Linked DNA regions of Mus musculus: all the other regions are linked to region 1. The links are chromatin loops, found by intact Hi-C in ENCODE. Cell type or tissue: left cerebral cortex. All regions are shown on one strand.

The links. Hi-C counts contacts between places; a loop is a spot of excess contacts. Peaks named below come from ENCODE experiments on the same cell type or tissue, not always from the same donor. Only the 100,000 strongest peaks of a DNase experiment are listed, where the experiment ranks them.
Region 2: it touches region 1 in a loop (6-fold over the local background); 8 of 42 quality-filtered maps call a loop at or near these places.
Region 3: a loop joins it to region 1, with 2.9 times the contacts of the local background. A loop is called at or near these places in 7 of 42 quality-filtered maps.
Region 4: it touches region 1 in a loop (7-fold over the local background); 14 of 42 quality-filtered maps call a loop at or near these places.

Annotation. Positions count from the first base shown.
Region 1 is chr9:63,132,999-63,137,998 of GRCm38, reverse strand. It overlaps Gm25064 (a small nuclear RNA gene), which reads right to left and starts at 4,716; the gene lies at 4,610-4,716. In left cerebral cortex, a CTCF peak has its summit at 1,955; DNase peaks (open chromatin) are centred at 1,961 and 4,520; H3K4me3 peaks cover 1,750 bases; H3K27ac peaks cover 306 bases.
Region 2 is chr9:63,396,079-63,401,078 of GRCm38, reverse strand. 2300009A05Rik (RIKEN cDNA 2300009A05 gene) reads left to right here and starts at 1,835. Exons shown (of 2, transcript NM_027090.1): 1 at 1,835-2,203. The coding sequence starts at 1,858. It overlaps Gm16759 (a long non-coding RNA gene), which reads right to left and starts at 1,762. Exons shown (of 5, transcript XR_003948339.1): 1 at 1,627-1,762. In left cerebral cortex, no CTCF peak of the experiment used is centred here; DNase peaks (open chromatin) are centred at 1,745 and 2,373; H3K4me3 peaks cover 2,244 bases; H3K27ac peaks cover 1,379 bases.
Region 3 is chr9:63,621,778-63,626,777 of GRCm38, reverse strand. All of the region lies in intron 5 of Aagab (alpha- and gamma-adaptin binding protein), which reads right to left. Among named protein-coding and RNA genes, the nearest start is that of Aagab, 22 kb to the right of the region's middle. In left cerebral cortex, a CTCF peak has its summit at 2,676 (motif pointing left); DNase peaks (open chromatin) are centred at 1,473 and 2,465; H3K27ac peaks cover 1,036 bases.
Region 4 is chr9:63,599,858-63,604,857 of GRCm38, reverse strand. Iqch (IQ motif containing H) reads left to right here and starts at 2,365. Exons shown (of 22, transcript NM_001311098.1): 1 at 2,365-2,491. The coding sequence starts at 2,441. Aagab (alpha- and gamma-adaptin binding protein) reads right to left here and starts at 2,212. Exons shown (of 10, transcript NM_025857.3): 1 at 2,087-2,212. The coding sequence starts at 2,159. In left cerebral cortex, a CTCF peak has its summit at 2,622; DNase peaks (open chromatin) are centred at 1,486 and 2,300; H3K4me3 peaks cover 2,584 bases; H3K27ac peaks cover 1,151 bases.

The DNA of each region.
Region 1 (5,000 bases):
TACAGATCCACCTAAAACTCACTCAATCTCCTCCCCCGCATCAGGGCTGCATCTCCCCCCCCCCCCCGGCTTTACCCGGGGAGGGGGATTACTGCCTTGTCCCCTGGACAGTGGTCCCTTCCTTCCTGCGATTTGCTTGTACAGCCGGAAAGTTAATTTTTACCCCTTACATTTCCTATGTGTGAAGTCACCTGCAGGGATTTGGGGTGCACTCAGCAAGAGAAGCCTCTCCAAGCTGTTAGGAATCCAGAATTCGATCATAATTGCTCTGCTTGCTGAAGCGGGCATCATAGACCAGGAACACTGGCCTGGTAGAAGTGAGGAGTGAAGGGCTAGAAAGGAGCTTGGCGAAACTGATCTAGAAAAGATGCTGAGAGTTTGCCGTCCCGCCCAGACAGATGCCCTGTGGTGCATCCTCAAGAAGCCTGTCTCTACCCCGAAGGAGGAAGCTCTGTCCTCATTATAATAATCTCCCCCTCCTAGTCCCAGGGCATTTTTGGAGCTGGAGAAACCAAACCCCATGAGGAATGTGAGGTCTGCTGGCTGCAGATGCAAGGGCCAGGACTCTCCCCGGGCTGTGGCCCGGAAATGCAAATCCTCACCTAGAGGCCACCAGCCTCAGTTTCTGCAAGGAAACTGCAGGAAACCCATTCTTTCCTGAGTAGTGTGGAGGACGGAACTGAAAAAGCTCTTTCTCTTACGAATTTTTCAGCCCAGACTGGCTTTCATGTCCTCCTCTGGCTAGCAAAGGTCCTGCGATGTGCCCTTTATTTTTTCCAGGTCCTCACTTCCCAATCTCCATTAAATGTCGTTCGACTGTCTCTGCCCTGAGGCTCAGGGAAACACTCCAAGAAGAAAGCCCATCTGCAGGCCGCTGCCTGGACCATCGCCTCCAAGAACAGGCTCTCAGCCTAGCACCGCAGGCTCTCCCCAAGCACTCTCTAGGGGACCTTGGAAGCGAAGTCGAAGTCGGGTCCTGCAGTTCTCTGGAGTTTCAGGCGGGGAGTTTCACTGGAGGCCTTTTGTGATGCAGGCAAGCTGGGACACAGTCTGGGTGATGGCGAAGAGAAGCAGATGCTGAGCCCCTTGCACGGGTGAAACCCAAGACTACTCAGTCCCTGGGCTGTGGCTGAGACCCTTCAAGCCTCGGATACTGAGAGAACAAGACTGGTGTGGAAGTAAGGGTGGTGGGGTCAACCAGGCAAACTGTAGGGCTCCCTCTTGCTATTCTCTTTCTGGGATCCCCAAGGCCTTGGAATCATTTATGTAGGGGTGAGGTAAAAAGGGCATGGTTACTCTGCTCACTTCTGGGCTGCACCCACCGCGAAAGTGAGACCCACTTAGGAAGTGACTTGTGTTCCCAGGGCACCCCTGCAGGAGAGGACACTTGCAGATTGCATTCGAGTATTCTGTGGTCTCAATGCATCTAAATGCACAACCCTTTTCTGTAAAATGGGCAGGACAGTTGCCACCTAAGCCCGAAGGTCCGTGGCTACACACCAACTAAGGAGTCTGGAGAATATTGAATTCTCGCGTTTTCCCTCCAAACTCCCCCAAAGTGGAAAAAAGTATACAGGGACCTTGGGCTAGCCAGAAGGAGAGCCTCAGATGGTAGGGAGCCTCTCAGGGTTGGAGGTGTTGGTGGATTCGACCTAGAAAGTTCCATCGCGCAAAAAAATAAAACAAACTACAAAACACAGAAACCCTCCTGGGCTCTGCATCACTTAGAAATGGCTTGTTCCCCCCCAAAATGTTAATAACCAAACGATTGGTATGGATGTAATTATCAATAATTATACGAATTATTGCTGATTGCGGGGCTCGTAGCTACTTTAATTAGCTTACCAGATTCTAATTAAGTTAAATGAAACATTAATAGAGAAAATATGCTTTAAAAAAAAACCCAGGATTTTTAATGTCTATTTCTCGCCACAATGTTGCCACCTTGCGACGAACTTTAGGCATTACAGCCATCGCAAGCGGCTCAGACACCTTCGCTCTAGCAGAGAAAAGTGTGCTTGCGGGATTAAGGGGGATTGTGGACACCGGATTTCTCCGGGTGTTTGCTTTGGCAACTCTGTTTCCCTGCGTTCCCTACAAGACTCTGCCTCTGGAATACAGGTCCGGAGCTGGGGAGCTATGTAAACATGCCCGTCCACGTCCTTTCTCTAGAGGAACTCCATCCCTTTTGGGAGCTGCGTGGGACAGATTGTCGCTCTCCACCACTGCGACAAACCTTTCCTAAGAGACTAAGTAGAGAGATGTTTTATGCCCTTGAGACACCAGTAAATTGCTTCTCACCTCTGTCTCCTCTGCCAATGGGTTCCTCACGTCCCTGGCACAGCTAACTTCTGAGTTCTACAGGGCTTCAGGTTCCTGAGTCTAGGAGGACACTTACTTTCTTGTTATCTTTGGCTGTATGAGTCGGCCTCCCAGGGGACCACAAGTACCTCCACAACTAAGGTCATATCTTATTTTTCCTCCAACGGTACACGGTGCCCACGTGGAATATCCACGTGAAAGGATAGTTCATCTAGGTGCTGGAAACGTCTGAGGGAAGGGATCCCCAGGTGCTTCCGGACAACAGCCACTGAGATGCAATTACGCTCATTTACATAAGGTTAATTAAGCTCGAGAGCTCGCTGCTCTCAAAGAAGATCCTTCATCAATAGAATTAGTGTTGGGGCAGGGTGTCGAGTAATTTATCATCAACTTAGGAAAGAAAACCCTTCCTCCTGTCCCAACTGTGTCTCAAGAACACTACCTCCACATTTTGCAAGCCCATGGTTCACACATTCCCAACTACCCTGCCACACCGTACAACCGTAAGCCTTTGCAGATATGCAACTCTCACCTAGAATCCGGATCGCCAGTAGAAGCAAAACTGCCCTTCACGACCCCTCCATGCTTTCCATCATTCTAAACAGCCTCACCTGGTCCTCCCCATCCAGAGGCCCCGGTGGTGTTCGGTGATGTGCTAAGAGTATAAACTCTGTAACCAAGTTCTCTGCCTCTCCTTGTGTGGTAGGGAACCCACAACAAGAGTTGGAACTCTGTTTCTGCTTAAAACATGACTTCATGCAGGGATGAGCTAATGCAGGTAAACCCTGGAAGACAGTCTGGGTGAAGAAGAGCTAGCACATCTGTGTGTGATAGGAAAGGACACACCCCCATAGGGCATTATCCAGTCTGTGGACCTCCCCTCCTCTAGCGCCCACGAAAGGGGACAGAGCAGTGCTCTCTCCAGCCTGGCCTTCTGAGCTTTCTGAAGACACTTGAAAGCAGCCATAAAAACCCACGTTGGAAAGACATCATAAGGTGCCAACGTTGGATGGCTACAGGTGGCCAAAGGGGCAAGAGATTGGCCCAAGTATTTGAGCAAGTTAGAGTAGAGCCAGAAAAGACAATCAGGGCTTTAGATTTTTTTTTTTTTCCTAGCCCTAAGGATTGCATACCCCAACAGAATGCCAGGTCCTGTCCTTAAGATTCAGGGGGTTTCTACTGAGTTCCTATACCACTCCATTCCAACATAAGCGATCCTGCCAGTCCTTCCTGTCGGAGGATGAAGCACCACACTAGTATCCGTAGTGACTTTGATTGACAGCACTCTGGGAGATAATTTAAAACTGTTTATCCAAATGGGACATCTGATTGAAACAGAACTGTTGATACGATTCTAGGCCAGTCTATGCTTTAAAGGAAGGCGGAAAGCCGAGGCGCAAGGAGTCCCACAGATCTTGATTCAGCCACTGTAATCAGGAAGGGGTCATGTCACCTCCACAGACTAAAACAGAAATATATACAGAGTGGTACGCTGCTCTACAGCCAGCGGCGGCATGTGGGGTTCACCTAGTCCACCCTGGTCTTCAGGGCTGATCACAGGTGTCACTGGGGCGAGCCCGGGAACCGCAGGCGTCCCAGGGGCTGCAGAGCCCACGCGCGGGCTCAGGAACCAGGGAAGCACATACCCCATTTTTCTTTGAGGAAGAAATTGGTATGTCAGAAAGCACTGAGTAAATCAGCACAGGAAATTTGAACTTAAGGAGGGTGGTCGTTTCTTCTTCATCTTGATGGTTAAGATTTAAGCATTATTTATGCACTAGTTATTTGGCAATAACTAGTAAATATTGTGCAACCAGGAAATTTTGCTTCCATAGCCAGTGTCTCTTCAAAGGTATCAGACCTAGTTTTAAAGGCTTGCTAGTCTCGCCCAGGTGACTCTACGGCTTTAGCAAAACCATTCCTTAGGGCTAAGGTGAAGAAATAGGTTATTGAGGAGGGGAGAGATGAGCTGGAGCCAGGTGTGGTAGTGCACGCCTGTAATCCCAGCAATGGGGACGTGGAGGCAGGAAGAGCTTAAGTTTGAGGTTATCCTAGACTGTATAGCAAACTCGGGGTCATGGTGGAACCTGTGAGACCTATCTCAAAAATTAAAATAAGTCACAAACTGCAACTGAAGCCCATGGATAAGGCGCATTGCAAAGTGATGGGTCTGCTTATGTCACGCCTCACATTCCTTCCTTGAGTACAATGGTTCGATTTAGTCAAGCAAAAGGTAAAACCGTTGGGGCTGTTTTGGACTTCATGAGGGAAAAAAAAATTAAGTAGGAAAAATATGGAACGCTTCACGAATTTGCGTGTCATCCTTGCGCAGGGGCCATGCTAATCTTCTCTGTATCGTTCCAATTTTAGTATATGTGCTGCCGAAGCGAGCACGAACAGCCCATTTTCTCAGGAAGTATATAAGGACAAAATTTTAAGTTCCTTTTAGATTATGGTGAGAAGTTTCTATATTGTTTTCAAAATCAATGACTCCCCAAAGTAGTACCTTCTAGGTTTTATGTTATATGTTCGAAATTTTTTTATTTAGACTCAGAGTAAGTTCATTTATATTCGAAAACTCTTTTTACATTGTATATGCAAATGAGGGGACGATGGGAAACAGACTTGTTCGGGACTGAGCTGTGCGCAGCCCTGAAGTCACAGTCCGCCACGTGATG
Region 2 (5,000 bases), 260 kb before region 1:
TGTGTAGTTCTCATAATTAGTCTTCTGCTGCCATTTAAAAATATAAATAACAGAAGCATTGCTCACCTTTAAGGTAAATCATTAAAAAAAAAATTCTACTTTTATTTTAAAAAGTTAGTTTTTCTGGAAAGATCAGGATTTTTCTGAATAATATAGAGCCAAAGCAGAAAATCCAGGAAACGAAATGGCAGTTTAATTGTCACTGTTTTGCAATACAAAACAACAGCAACAAACCAGTGCTGAAAGCCCAGTGCTCCCCTCCCTACTCAAGAACAGCAAAACCAAGGCAACAAACTAGCTGTGATTCTGTTGTGGTGCCACTTTACCTATGAAACTACTATTAAAAAATTAATTTTATAAATGTTTAGAAATAAACACATTGTGTTTATAATTTTCTTTATATGTTAGAATTCTGTGACAGATTTTGTCTGAAAAAGGGCTCCATTGCTTTTAAAACTTTACTTTGAAAATGACAGTTCTGCTGCAGCTCCCTACCTCCCTTCAATAGTCCTCCTAGCTATTCTGCATATCAAATATATCATGACTTCACCTAATCTTTCTTTAAAAATCGATATCTAATAGAGAATCTTATAAAGTTCAAACTATTTGCATGACTGCAAAACCCCCCTAAATATTTAACATATTTGTGGAATGAACTCAATGTTGACTAACCCAAAACTGGTGACTATAAAAACAAAAATGTTGCTGGAGAGATGGCTCAGTGGTTAAGAGCATTGGCTGCCCTTCCAGAGGACCTGAGTTCAATTCCCAGCTACCACATGGTGACTCACAACCATCTGTAATGGGATCTGATTTCCTCTTCTGGTGTGCATGAAAATGGAGCACTTGTATACACAAAATAAACAAATCTTCTTTAAACATCACACTATTCTACATCCTTCTTGAATTTTCAGCAAATAATTGTTATATAGTTCCAACACAGAGAATTACTTCATTTGCATATGGTACTTTCCAGAAACCTCATCCTATTTACTCATTCTCCCCACAAAAATTGAGGACATATAAGAGTAATGATACTTTAGACATGAGGTTGTATGCTAGCAGAAAGTCTGAGAAATGCTTCCCTTACACTTTCATGGGTAACTGAGATTGTTAAAGGTTGGTGACTGCCAATTCCGGTCCTAGTATTTACTGTGTTCTCAGGAGGGAAGTTTTTCTGAGCTTTAGGGCACTAAATGAGAAAACATAGGACTGCTTTTCGGGTTTTGGGGGTGGTGGTGCGGGGACAGGGAGGCAGTTGAGACTTGCTCTTCTATGTAGCCCAGGCTGGCCTCCACCTCCCCATCCTCACATCTCAGCCTTTTCAGGGCTGTGATTCCAGGCAAGCGCCACATCTGGCTTGGGACCCTATCTTGCACTATCTAGGTAGGATTCAGTCTGGACAGTGAACACGACTGTGAGGACATCTGCACATACGTGCAGTCTGAGGTCACCAAGCGTCCAGCCCGGGCAAAGGCCAGGCCTTGGTGTCAGCTCACTTTCCTGTGCACACCTCAAGCACCTCAGCATCCCTGAGGATTTCCCTGGAGCCCAGCGCCTGACAGCCAGACCGGGTTTGTCGCTGTGGAGGATTGTTTTAACATTGTCTCCCTGCTCCGAGGTTACCTGAGGCCAGAGGTGACAATTTTCCTGATCTGCGCAGTCGCTCCGCCCTCCCGTCCCGTCCTGTGCGCACGCGCCGCACCTCAAGGCGCTCTCACCCGCGCGCTGCCCGCTGGGTGTCCCCCGCCCTGGCCTAGGGTGGTGAGGGGAACACGCATGCGCACACTCGCCTGACCCCGCCCCCAGAGGCCCGGCCCCAGGGGCCCAGGGCCGGCTCCCCGGCGTGCCCCGGCCATGGAGGCCCTGCGGAGGGCCCACGAGGCTACGCTGCGGCTGCTGCTGTGCCGGCCCTGGGCCTCGGGCGCCGCCTCCCGCCCGAAGCCCCGCGCCTCGGAGGTGCTGACGCAGCACCTGCTGCAGCGGCGGCTGCCGCACTGGACTTCCTTCTGCGTGCCCTACAGTGCGGTCCACAACGACCAGTTCGGCCTGTCGCACTTCAATTGGCCGGTGCTGGGCGCCAACTACCACGTCCTGCGCACCGGCTGCTTCCCCTTCATCAAGTACCACTGCTCCAAGGCGCCCTGGCAGGACCTGGCCCCGCAGGACCGCTTCTTCACCGCGCTCAAGGTCATCAACCTGGGTGAGTGGCGGCGCCCTCGTCTGACCCAGGCACTCCTCCATCCCAGGGCGGCCGCTGGCCCACAAGCACGCTGCTCGCTCTCCAGGGCCGGCCCTTCGCATCCCCGGTGGGCTGCTTGCAGCACCCCTGAGGTCGTGCCCTGCCACTGTCCACCCGGGAGAACCCTGCCCAGGGCAGCGAGGAGTGAGTCCCGACAGTGGCTCCGAAGTTGCTTAGCAAGAGTCATTCCCGCGCTCATCACCAAGAGCCTTTGGAGGACAAAAAACTGGACGGACTTTTAAAGTTTCTTTGTCTTTCTGTGAAATCTCAGCAATTGTGTTTTGCTAAAAGCAGTAGGTTCTCTCCAGACATCATATTTTCTCAGGTGCTAGACTTAAAAGATGCTGTCTTTTAAGATCCTTTAGTATCTATATTCCTGAAGATAATCTAATTCTGACGGTCCTCCTGCTAGATGTGTGTGTTCTGTGGTCTAATGGCAGAAGAGTCAATATCACGGATTGTAGATGTGACAGCATTTTATAGATTAGGGAAAAATTCAAGTCCTCAAGATGTTTCGGACCTATTAATAGCTGCTAAAAAAAATATTAACTTAGATGTCAGTCACTCAAACTCTATACAAGGAAGCAGAACCAGTATAATCCAAATAGTTTTTTTTTAAATATTGCTGTCTAGGGATTTATTAACTTTTTTATTAGATTATTTTCTTTATTTACATTTCAAATGTTATCCCCTTTCCTAGTTTCCCCTCCGAAAATCCCCTATCCCCTTCACCCTCCCCCTCCAAATAGTTTTTTTTTTTTTTTCAATCCAAAATTAACACTAAACTCTGTGTAGCCGTACTAGTGTTACATATAGTCTGGTAGTTCATTCAATTTAATAAAGCATGGGCATTTCTGCTTATAATAACTCAAATAGCACTTACGGGATTTTTGAGCCATTGTCCCCCTGGAAAATCCAGGAAGGAGATTATACACCAATGTGTCTCATAACTTGTTTGATCCACTCTATACAGTGTATGTCAACTAATCCTGAGGTTGGTATGAAACTATGGGAAAAGCCAAAATGCTAACAAATTAGATTTGTGAAATGAGTTTATTTTATTATTTTCAGAATTGGCAGGAGTCATTCTTTTCCAAATACTGAGATATAGGTTAGGAAAACTAGTAGGCCAGGAGGAGAAATGGGATGAGGAACTGTGGGAGGGGGACCAGGAGGAGGGCAACAGCTAGACTGTAAAAAAATAAAATTAATAATAAAAGAAACCCTAGCAGGTCAAGCCATAGGTAAACTATATAGGCTGAATCCCTTATATAAAATGTCACAGGTTAAAATAAACATTTCCTTAAAGATACCTGTCATGACTAAGGGTTTATCTTTTAGCTGTAGGTCATTAAGACATCAAAAGAAGAAAAAAAAAAAACACTTCCCACACAGAAAAGTAAAACCTTTTCAGAAATACAACAGATGTAGGGTTTTTTGTTGTTGGTTCTTTCTTTGTTTTTTAATATAAAATAGTGATTTAACAGTGGGCTTTTAGAAAGTCTGTAAGTATAGCAGAGAAAGTGTTCCTGTATGCTGTGCTACAACTTGGCTTACTCTGAAACCCTTTTCTGGACTTTACTAAAAACCAATTTAGTAATTTTGGTTTTTATTTTTTGTCTGAAGTAAGAGAAATATGAATTAAGTAAGAGGATCCTAGCTGGCGAGGGTACAGTTTGCCCATCTGGATCAAGTCCCTGGCTGGGAATAAGAATACAAAGGATTTTATTCCTTGTCTTCCTTTGTAAATGAGTAGTAATCAGAATAATTAATTTTCCATTTTGTGAATACTAAGGATTTCTGTTGACTCATTTGTTCCCTTTCTCCTCCACCTTCCCTTCAGTGGAGCTGACATTTTCCTGATGGTTTATCAGCCTGAGTATCCTGCTGGGAAATAGATTACGATTTAAGGAAAGCAACTCACCACTGGAATGGCTGGGTTATCGGAGCCTTACTATAAAGTTCCAATTGTTTTAAGTTCTTAATTCAACAGTAGTTTACCTACTGTTCAGTTAACTTAAAATGAATGATCATACAAAGAACTGTTTCTCAAGTTTGTTTTGATCTTCAGTAATCTGAATTTTATTATTTCATGGAATCTTAAAGATTTTGATTTCAAAACATACTGACTAAAATTTTTTAATGTGGAAAACACAGAGGCACCAAATCTTCCTCATTTGTGCACTATTCTCTTCATTCTAGGGTGAAAAACCCTAAAAACCTCATTCATTCCAGGAGAGAAACTACAGAATTCTGATTCCCTTATCAATTCTGACCACTATCAATAAGCAAGACTGATAATGGCTCCTGCACGCCATTGTTACTAAACCAATAACCATTAACCAGTTTTTAAATTTTATCTGGGAGAATTTACTTGTATGATTTGTTTTTAAAAGTATATATTTTAAAAGAGTATTTAACTGAAAGCCATGATTAATACCATAAAATATAATTCTCAGGGTCACTACCATTCCACCAATTCAATCTTTAGTGTTGGTTTAAAAGGCATATTATTTTTATCTTACTCCCAGTATGGATAGAAAACTAATAACTGCTTTGAGGGCCTTTTAAAATTCCTCATCCCCAGCGATTTTCAGATTTTGGGTTGGTAGTTTCATATTGCAATTCATTTCTTATTTGAGCTTGTACCCCTCACTCCTCTTTTACTTATGCCTACCTTGTCCTGGTCTTCTCTTGACCCTCTGCCTTCTGACCACATACCACTGGGTTTTTTTTCTTTTTGGATGAGTGATTTGCA
Region 3 (5,000 bases), 490 kb before region 1:
TGTGTGGTCAGCTCTCTCATGCACTCATAACTACTGCGCTAAGCATCCGCAGTACAATGGAAGCAACACTCCTGCTCAGGAGACCTGTGGTCCTGTACCCCCTTAGCTAACTTGCTTTGTGTATGGACAAGTCACCTCCCCAATCCCTCCTTTTCCTGTAAAAGAAAGAAGCCGTAGCAAATGCATACATGGAGATACTAATGTTTTGCTCAGGCTAATACATACACACAATTGTGTCAAAGAAAGCAATGTCCCTTACATCCTATAAAACACAAGGACAGGAACTGAGGAGATGGCTCAGCAGGGTAAAGTTCTTGCCACAAAAGTGCAAGGACCAGAGGAGTTCAATGCTAGGTAGGTATGGTGACCCATCTGTAAGCTCAGCATGTGGGAGGCAGAGACAGGGATGCCCTGAGAGAGCTGGCTACCCAAAGCAGCCAAAATGTTCAGTGAGATACCTTGCCTCAAAATACTAAGTGGAGAGTGACTGATGTCAACCCTGGACCTCTACAAACACACACAAGTACATAAGCCCCCTCCCTTCCTGCAACTGTGACTACATATTCATATGCAGCAAAAGAGCCCAACAGTAACCCTACAAGGTCATTATAATTTTTCTTTAACAAACCCACACACCATGCTCTTGGGTGCATCTTGCTTTCTTCCTAAGCATCTTTCTCTTAACCTTGTGCTTAACTCTATATGAGTTTTTAACAAACTACATGTTTACACACACATGTGCACATGCATACATGTATGTGTAGCCAATGCAATCTCCTCTCTTTACGCTAGACAGCCACCATTCTTCCCATTTCACTGATCATTCAGTTACCCTGAACCAAATTTTGTCCAGTTCTCTGAGGCAGGATCTCATTATACAGTCAGGTTGATCTCAAATTCAGGGACTTCCTGCTTCAGTCTCAAGTGTTGTGCTTACAGGCATGGGCCACCACACCCAGCACACAACTTCCACGAGACTTTTCTTCACCTCACAGGTACACTAGGAAAGCTGGTACTGGAGTAGACACGTGGGAGCGCACATCACGGACAGAGAAAAATGTCTTAGCACTGTTTTCAGAATTATAGCACAAAGTAAAAGAAACAGCTTTGCCCAGAAGACCAGCTCTATCTGCCGAGGCCTTTGATTTCTTTATGCGATTAATTGCACACAGCTCTGAGCTGTTACTTAAAAGCACTCAGTCAGAAAGGGTGGGTGACCATCTGGCACAGATGCCATGGTGCTATTCCTGCACTATTTAACAGGCAAGTCCAGAAGCTCTTCAGAGTTTCCTGCCCAGGGCAGTTGAGAGAGGCATCCCCGACCCACTCAGCATCCCCCCAGAGGTGAGTGTAGTGCCTGATACAGATTCTTCTGGCCCTCCTGGGCCTCCACTAAGAATCACTCAGTTGAGGTACGCCTACAGTCGCCTTTCTCTCACCTGGAAGATTGGTTTCTTCTCCTGTTCTTCTCCATCACACAGCAGTCAGTCCTCTCTCAGTTATATCATGCCATCTCTTCTATTCAAAGCCTTGGCAAAGTGCTTAGTTTTACCTGAGTGGATGCCAAAGCTATCAAGATGTCTTGCAGAGCCCTAAATATCCAAGTGTTCTATCTTTCGCCCATCTCTTCTCCTCTGTAGTCATAGGGAGCACCTAGCTATCCTTCAAATGCCAGGGTGCTCTCACCTTACTGCATGCCCTGTCAAGATGCTCTTCTCCCAGGTCTAAATCTCTACCTGCCAAGGGATCTAAGCTGACTACCCTATTTATACTGCAATCTACCCCAAGCCACAGTGCCCTCTCCGGTTTACTTTCCCACCACCCCTCACCTTGTAGCACTCTACATAACTCACTGGTGTCCTGTTGCCTAGTGAATATTGTTCCCACAGGGAGCCCGTAAGTGCAGACACTGACTATTCAACAGTGTAAACCAAGCACGGGCCCCCGAACACAGTGTGTGCTCAGCAATTAGTGCCTGAATGAACTTCAGACTAGAACCTAAAGTCTACACCAAGGAGAGACTGGAGGCCAGCAGTGGCCTCCAAATGGCCAAGTGCACAGGGTCTGACAACACTCTTATATGATGGCAGATGCCAAGGAGCACAGGTGACCTTTGTGTTGTGCTAATAACACAAGTCACAGGTATGGAGGAGGAAGAAGGGGCACACACCCTGCCTTCACCTCTCCTAAGGTGAACTAATACTGGTCCTGTCTTGTCTTTCTTCCTGTGGCTTTTGGAAGTCAGGATTCAGGAATGAGAAAATACAGGCTCTTGGTGACTATAGAATCGGAGGCCAATGCAGCTTTCAAAATGCTCAATTCACTCTCCCCGATCAAGCACACTGGCACAAGTCAAAACTAGATGACTACTTTGTGCCAGCACGTCTCACCATGCCTACAAGCGAGTCCCTGCAGCTCCTAACACTGCAGCTGCCACCCACTAGTAGATTGGCCCAGACAGCACCGGTTTCAAAAGTTCCCAATGTGCAGCCAGGACTGGAAGTGGCTGATGAAGACCAACTTCATCATACAGGTCAAAAATATAGCCCAAGGCTAGAGAGACAGTGTGGTGTTTAAAAGCGTGCGCTTCTCTTTCAGAGGGCCCTGAGGAGTTTGGTTCCCAGAACCCGGGTCAGGCAACTCACAACTGCCCATAACTCCAAATTCCAGGGCATCCAACGCCCTCTTCAGGACTCCACAGGCACTGCACACACATGTACCCCATCCCACGTACACGGTTTAGTAATTTATAAACATAACGAGTTGAATGCACCGAGTTCAAAGCATACAGGGTTCTGGGAAGCTGAGCGTCACCACAAACCAGTCAGAATGTCTGGGGGCGGATGACCAGAGCACTACTACTTACTAAGTTCCCTGGGGATTGCATGTCGCCAGCCTGGTAATGAGTGTGACACTTCTTGACCTCTGTGCCTCAGGCAAAGTCATTTAACCTCTGCACCTAACACTTATTGGATGCTGTGAAATTAAATCGGATAACGAACATAATCTAACTCAAGGATATGAGAAATGCCAGTCACATATCAAAGCCACCCCTTTTACGTATAGAATTCAGTGCTTTTAGTATAGTCACAAAACTCTGCAATGATCAGCACTAAGTCAAAAACACGCTTTTCATGTTCTGATGAGGAAATTCCATCTCCTTAGCAACCTCTCCATCAGCCCCGGGGACCACTAATCCATACTCTGCCGCTATGGATTGAATTGTTCTAGATATCTCCACAAAGCACAATGACACAAAAGCTCTGGGCAAAGCGGTGGCATGGTGGGTTCGCCCTGGCAGAGCTTGCACATACTTGTTTAGAGCAGAGTCACCCAGTCTGCTGAATGAGATGCCCACTGGTTCTGGAGTTGCTCTCATCCATGGGCTATCGTGCACAACACTGCTTGAGCATTTATAAGGATGCCATGCACGGACATGCTTTTTTGACTGAACACACCTAGCAGTGCAAGAACCTGAGTGCATGGTAGCTTTAAACATAACTTGTTCACTGCTGTTGCTTTCGGATGAGTTCCTATGTGCATGTAATGTATTTGTCATGCAATTCGGTCACTCTCATCCCCCTCCCCATTACCCTTTCTCAGCCCTTCCCACTCTCACTGAGCCAACCTTCTTCCAGACAGTCTCTATCCCATTTTCATGGCTGATTTGGGGTTTTGTTGTTATTCTGTGGCTTCTTTTCTGACTCACAGAGTTTAATTAGGGCTGCATGCATAAGCATGGGTGGAAGGTTACTTACTGGGCAACTTTAATAGCAGTTATATCACAGAAGAAAATGACTCCCGCTTCCCAGCAACCATTAACTGCCAATAGCTCCTAAGGTAGGTGAGGCTTCATGAACGCCTCTCCCACCCATAATGGACCATGGATGGACCCTTCTCTTATGCCTAATTTTAGGCTTTCAGAAAGCCTACTGTGTGACTGGGTAGACAGCTTAGCCATTTGAGTGGCTGCAGTGCAAATAGAAGGCCCCGAGTGTCTCCTCACACCCAAGTAAAAAGGCAGGTGTGAAGGCATGTGCTTGTCAGCAGAGCCTAATCAGCAAGGCCTCGGGGTCCAGTGAGAAACTGTCTCAAGATACAAGGTGATGGCTCTGAGGAACAACAGCCAAGGTCGACCCTTGACCTCTTCATATATCTATATCCCACCTCCATATACGCATCTACACACCTGCACATACACACAATAGAAATAAAACAGAAGAGGAAGGGAGGAGGCGGCAGCTGCTGAGGAAGATGTAGCTTGCTGGCGTGCACAGCAGAGAAGCTGCAGGTTCTCAGGGCGCAGAGGAAGCAGGCTGCCCTGGAAGGACCTGATGGCCCAGCACACAGTCACACAGAGCTCTGTCTCTGTAGGGACAGACTTGAAACTCTGCAAGATGTCCTACTTCTTAAGACCTGCACATCCCTGGCTATATCGCTTGCTTCTCCTAGGAGGAGGTGGTTATTTTGTTTGCAACACAGACCTCGGTCCTCTTAACACGAAAGTAAACTAATGCCGAAATCTTGGGTTTTAGCTGGAAGCACAGCAGTGTCCCAGGACTGCAGAGAAAACGAGACGATGGTAAAGAGCCACACAAATCTGCATGTGCCTCTGCCTCACACGTAAAGAACACCGCTCCACTGACTGAACACACAGGATGCAGAAATACGTCTGCATGAAGATGTAGTCCTAGTTTGCTCTGCATTGCTGTGACAAACGTCAGGACTAAGTCAACTCTGGAGAGGAAAAGGTTTCTTTTAGCTTAGAGTTGACAGAAAACCAACCTGTGCAGAAGCAAAGTATGCTCAGTCTGTAAATTCACACACGCCCAGGACCTCCCAACTACCCAACCAGTCCCTGCTTTGTTACATAATTGTCATAAGCTAGGCACCCCTCCCGGAGACCTTATCCTCTTTACATTACATGCAACAGCTAACACAGTGAAACTGCTAAGGGGTCCCTCTTACAGTGGTTTAGGGAACAGTGACAAGAAAAAGAG
Region 4 (5,000 bases), 470 kb before region 1:
ACTGGAATCCATCATCAACACCACACACACACACACACACACACCAGGCTAAAAACTACATATGAAGTAGAATTATATAATTACAATAATTATAAAATACAGAAAATATGCAGGGGCCCCGGGGAGATGGCAAAAAAAACACCACCAAAATGTCAGCTAACATTTTTTTCTCCATATGCTAAATTTTACTAAATTCAACATGAAGTAGAAGGGGCAAAGATGGGAGACCTGGTGGGAGGGAAGGGGGAGCACTCCCTGGTGGGGGATGGGGGAAGGGGAGCACTCCCTGGTGGGGGGTGGGGGAAGGGGAGCACTCCCTGGTGGGGGATGGGGGAAGGGGAGCACTGCTTAGGGGAAGTAAGAGAATGGCAAAGAGTTTGGTTCTCATTTATGAATGTTGTAACTAAGCTTCTGCCCTAGCAAGGAACTGTCTAAGTGTTCAGAATAAGCAAGTTATAGAATACCCGTGCAGGAACGACAGCATGCCTAATTCTGTCAACAGGTGTAGAAAATAATTACAAACTGCACGATGCTTTACAGGCTCGGCCGCATTTGCAAGCCAGCACCCACGGTCTCCCAGGACACCTCTTCATGTGCCCCCTTTAAGGCTCAGCAAAGCCTGAGTTAAACAGGTGATACGCTTTTATAATAAGGCCAACCACTTATCCAATGCTTGCCACGTGCTGGCCTGTGGCCAAACATAATCCTCAGCCCACAGATAGGAAGATGAAGGGCAGAGGTTCAGTGACTTGCCCACAGTCAGAGCCATAGACCTGGCCAGTGAGCTGCCTCCTCAGCTCTAGCTCACTAGTCTCTCTGACCTACATTTCAGAGCTCATTTTGGGGTGGGGCTGGGGTTTATCTCTGAGGTAGAGTGCCACGCTCAGTATGCACAGAGCAGTGGGACTAAAAAGCAGAAAACACACACACACACACACACACACACACACACACACACGTATATTCGCGTATGCACAACAAAGGCAAAAAAAACAAAACAAAAACAAAAACAAAACCCTGAATTTTATAGCCCTTAGGGTCCAGAAGCAAAAGCACTGGGTGCAGTAACACCTCAAACTCATTTTTTTCCGGGGAACTTTCACCTCAGAAAGAACTCAAGAAATGTAACTGCAAGTGAGGGGGCACCCAACAAATATCATGTACACACAAGTATGCATGTATGTACATTACACACACACACACAATCAAGGGGAGGGAATCAAGAACGCCCACAGCTCTCATCTCTAAGGGAGTAAGCGTTTATTCTGGAGCCAAATATGAGGGATCATGAAAAGGGAACAGGAATCAGGGGTGCCTCAAGTCAAATGTTCCAACGTGGCAATAACAATTCCATGGTGTTCTTATAGGAACAACAAAGCTACATATCAGGATGTTCTAAAAATACATTGAGGGGAACAACAGGTTGGTGGATTACAGCACATCGTGGAAGCCCTTGCTGTAGGCCTCAGACACCAACTGATAAAATTCTTAGCCTTTGGGTTGATGGAAGCTAGGGGGTCTGTTTGCTTATTCCCAAAAGGACTTTACCTGATAGTCAGAGGATATTAGGTCAGACACAGAAGTGGGCAACAAATGGCTAAGAAGGAGACTAGAGACAGTCCACGAGAATCTGGCTACAGTTATTAAAATTCCAGCTCTCCACAATCACAGGAGTTCTGGTCAGTCCATCATCCTGGCAGAACACTAACGCGCGTGCATTTTTTGTTTGTTTGTTTTTTTGTTTTTTTGCTGAGCACTTCAGTTCACAAGAGGAACCACTACCCCAGCAGCAGGGGCATAACCCCCAAACACAACACCGCAACTCCAGCGCCTTACATTCGTCTAAGAGCACAATTTCCGGGGTCTTGAATATCATCTTAGGGGGTGCTTGCCACCACCCCTGAGGCGGGAGGTCAGAAACCGGCCTCACTTTACACAGGCAGAAGGTTAAGCGCCTGGCGCCGAGACCTGCGGAGGAGCCGGAGCCTAGGGCCCAGCTCGGGCAGAGCCCGGGAGAGGTCGCCGGCCCTGCGCCCATGGCTCTGAACTGGGCCTTGCAGCCCGGCTCAGACGTCGGGTTACTCACGTTGCACCAGCCGGTCCCCGGTGAAGGTGGCGGAGCAGCTGGTAACCAGCGCGCAGGGTACACCGGCAGCCATCGCTGCGGCAGAGCGGGTTCCGCGCCGGCGCTGCTTCCGCCTTGGGCCGTACCACTGCAGCGGGCACGCGGGGGAGATGATCCGGGCACGCGCGCTGGGCGGGGCCGCGCGCTGGGCAGCCGAGGCTCCGGCTGGCCCTCACACCCCCCTTCCCCGCTCCTCCAGTGGAGCGCGCCGGTCGCGCGCGCCGCGTTGCTATGGTGACGGGTGCCCGCACCATCTAGGAGCGCTCCGCAGGAGGCCATACCTCCGGAGCCTAGTGTCTTCTGCCCTCCTTAGTCATGGCGCAGGCCCAGGAGGACAGCGACCCCATTGGATCCATCCTAATCCAGGTGGGAAACAGGCCGGGCTGGCGGCCGCACAGACCTCCCCTCGAACCCCGAAACCTGTGATCCCAAGCACCACCATTTATTCTCTCGGCCCTATAGCAGGAAACGCCTACACTTTAGGGCATCATGCTCTGGGGGTTGAACACAGGACATGCTAGCGCCAAGCAAGTGCTTTACCGCTAGGCTGCATCACCTGTCTTCCTTATACTTCGGGCCCAGATGGTCATTGACTGTCTTGGAGCACCCTCTACAATCCAGGCAGGCCTGGAACTTGTGATCCTCCTGCCTCAGCCTCCTGAGTAACTGGGATTATCAATCTGTACTAGCAGGCTGGGGTGCTCAAGGCACCATTTAAAAATAAATTATGAAATGTTTAAAGTCCATCCATGGCTTGGGGATGTGAAGGAGAAACAGATTCATCATTAGGAGGTGGTGAGAAGTTCGAAGAGAACGTGAGCTATGGGACCCGTGCTTCTTAACCTACAATAGTCACTGCTTGCTTGGGAACACACACCCAAGCTTTTTTTAAAATTTTTTTTTCTTCGAGACAGAGTTTCTCTGTGTAGCCCTGGCTGTCCTGGAACTCACTCTGTAGACCAGGCTGGCCTCCAACTCAGAAATCTGCCTGCCTTTACCTCCCAAGTGCTGGGATTAAAGGTGTGCGTTACCAAACATATTTTTAAGATCACCTGGATTACAAAACAACATAAAAAATGAAAACTTGGAGAAATATCTTATTTATAATCTAGGGAGAAAGCTCTCAAAGACTTGACTTCTCCAGTGTAATTCAGTTTGTGACAGTTGAACAATTTTTCTGAAACAGCTAGGTTGGTTTGGTTTTTTTTTTTTTTTTTTTGCTTTGTTTTGTTTTGTTTTTTTCCGTGTTTAGGTATGGGTCCCTTTAAGATGGTCTCACTTTAAGAAGTTCTGTAAGACCCCCGATGCTGGGCCTCTGCTCAAGTCCCGGGATGAGCTGGCCAACACCCCAACATCTCGAGAGAAAACCACACCTGATGCAAACTGCAAGAGGTTTTATTATCAGCTAGCTGAGGACGAAGTCCCTCCACAGTGCAGGGCAGGGGAGTTCGACCCGAGTGGTGACAGTAGGGGGCTTTTAACAGCTAGCTGAGGAATTGGGAGAGGTGTTGGGAAGAGTTGGGAGGAGAGCTGGGAAGAGTTCTTCTCTTCTGGGTGTCCTTGGTGAAATTTACAAGGCAGGTGTGGGGAGTGAGTTCTTTCTGAATTTTTATCTCCGTGTCCTCGGCACAGGAAGGCAGGCATCTCTGGTTGTACAGTATAGAAACAAAAAGGCTTTTTGCTGGCTATAGAGAACAAAGAGCTTCTTTCTAGCTATATTTTTAGAGATCAGGGAAAACAAGCTTGGGGACCGTCCAGGGGCTTTACCTTCCTGGGAGAAACGCTCTAAGTCGGGGTCCCACAGTTCACCATAATTTCTAACTCATATTTAATTGACAAAGGCTTGAGATAGCGTCCTGAACGCTTTAGAATACACATCCTAGTACACCTTTTTCAAAACTCCAGAGTTCCTAAGCCCACTAGCTTCATAGACATCCCCGTTATGAATTGGACCTAAATCTTACCTGTATCACACTCAACAATTTCCCCTGTGGTGAATTTAGCCAAATATAACACCAGCGAGGACAGTCCCCACCCATGTCCTCACTGACACCAACTGCAAGGTCATGTATGAAGCTCTCGAACAACCCTCACGTCAGTTAGGCTGGCTGTGAGCCTATGAGTCCCATGGCACTCTCACATTTTATTTGTGAGAAAGGCTCATGGAAGTCAGAGATGAGCTACCCTGGTGATTAGGATTAAAGTTAGCCAAGGAGAGAGATGCATAGCAGAGTCCAGGGGCCATCCCAGAAGAGGTGTCAGGTATCACCTCCTTCCAGGCACAACGTGTGACATCGTGTGACATCGTATAGAAGCTGGACAACTAGAAGAACTTCCCTGAGCTTTCTCCAGTCAGAGCTGGGATGTTGCTCAAACTCACATGGCCCTCGAGGCTGACTCTGTGAAGACTCCCGTTCCTCCACACGTCACAACAGACACAGGGCAGCTCAAAACCCCACTGTAAATAAACTGTGTTTGTTGTTAGACTGCCTTGTGACTAAAGCATCCAGATACTTATGTCAGGCAGGACATTCCAGAGGTTTAGAGCTCATCTCTGAGTAGCAGAGGGCCAGACCTCTCTTTGAGTACAGTTATGTTTTTCTCTATACAGAGCCCCCTTTTCATTGACACAAAACAACCAGAACACTAGTGGAGACTTGTCCCCAGTCCTGGGATCAGCCAGTTCTTCTCACAGTGACCTGACTACAGGGGCAGTAGTTTCCTGTTCCAGCAAGCCTGAAGCATAGCTTAAAAAGAGAGAAGGAGGGGGCTGGGGAGATGGCTCAGTGGTTAAGAACACTGACTGTTCTTCCAAAGGTTTTAAGTTCAAATCCCAGCAACCACATGGTGGCTCACAACCATCTGTAATGAGATC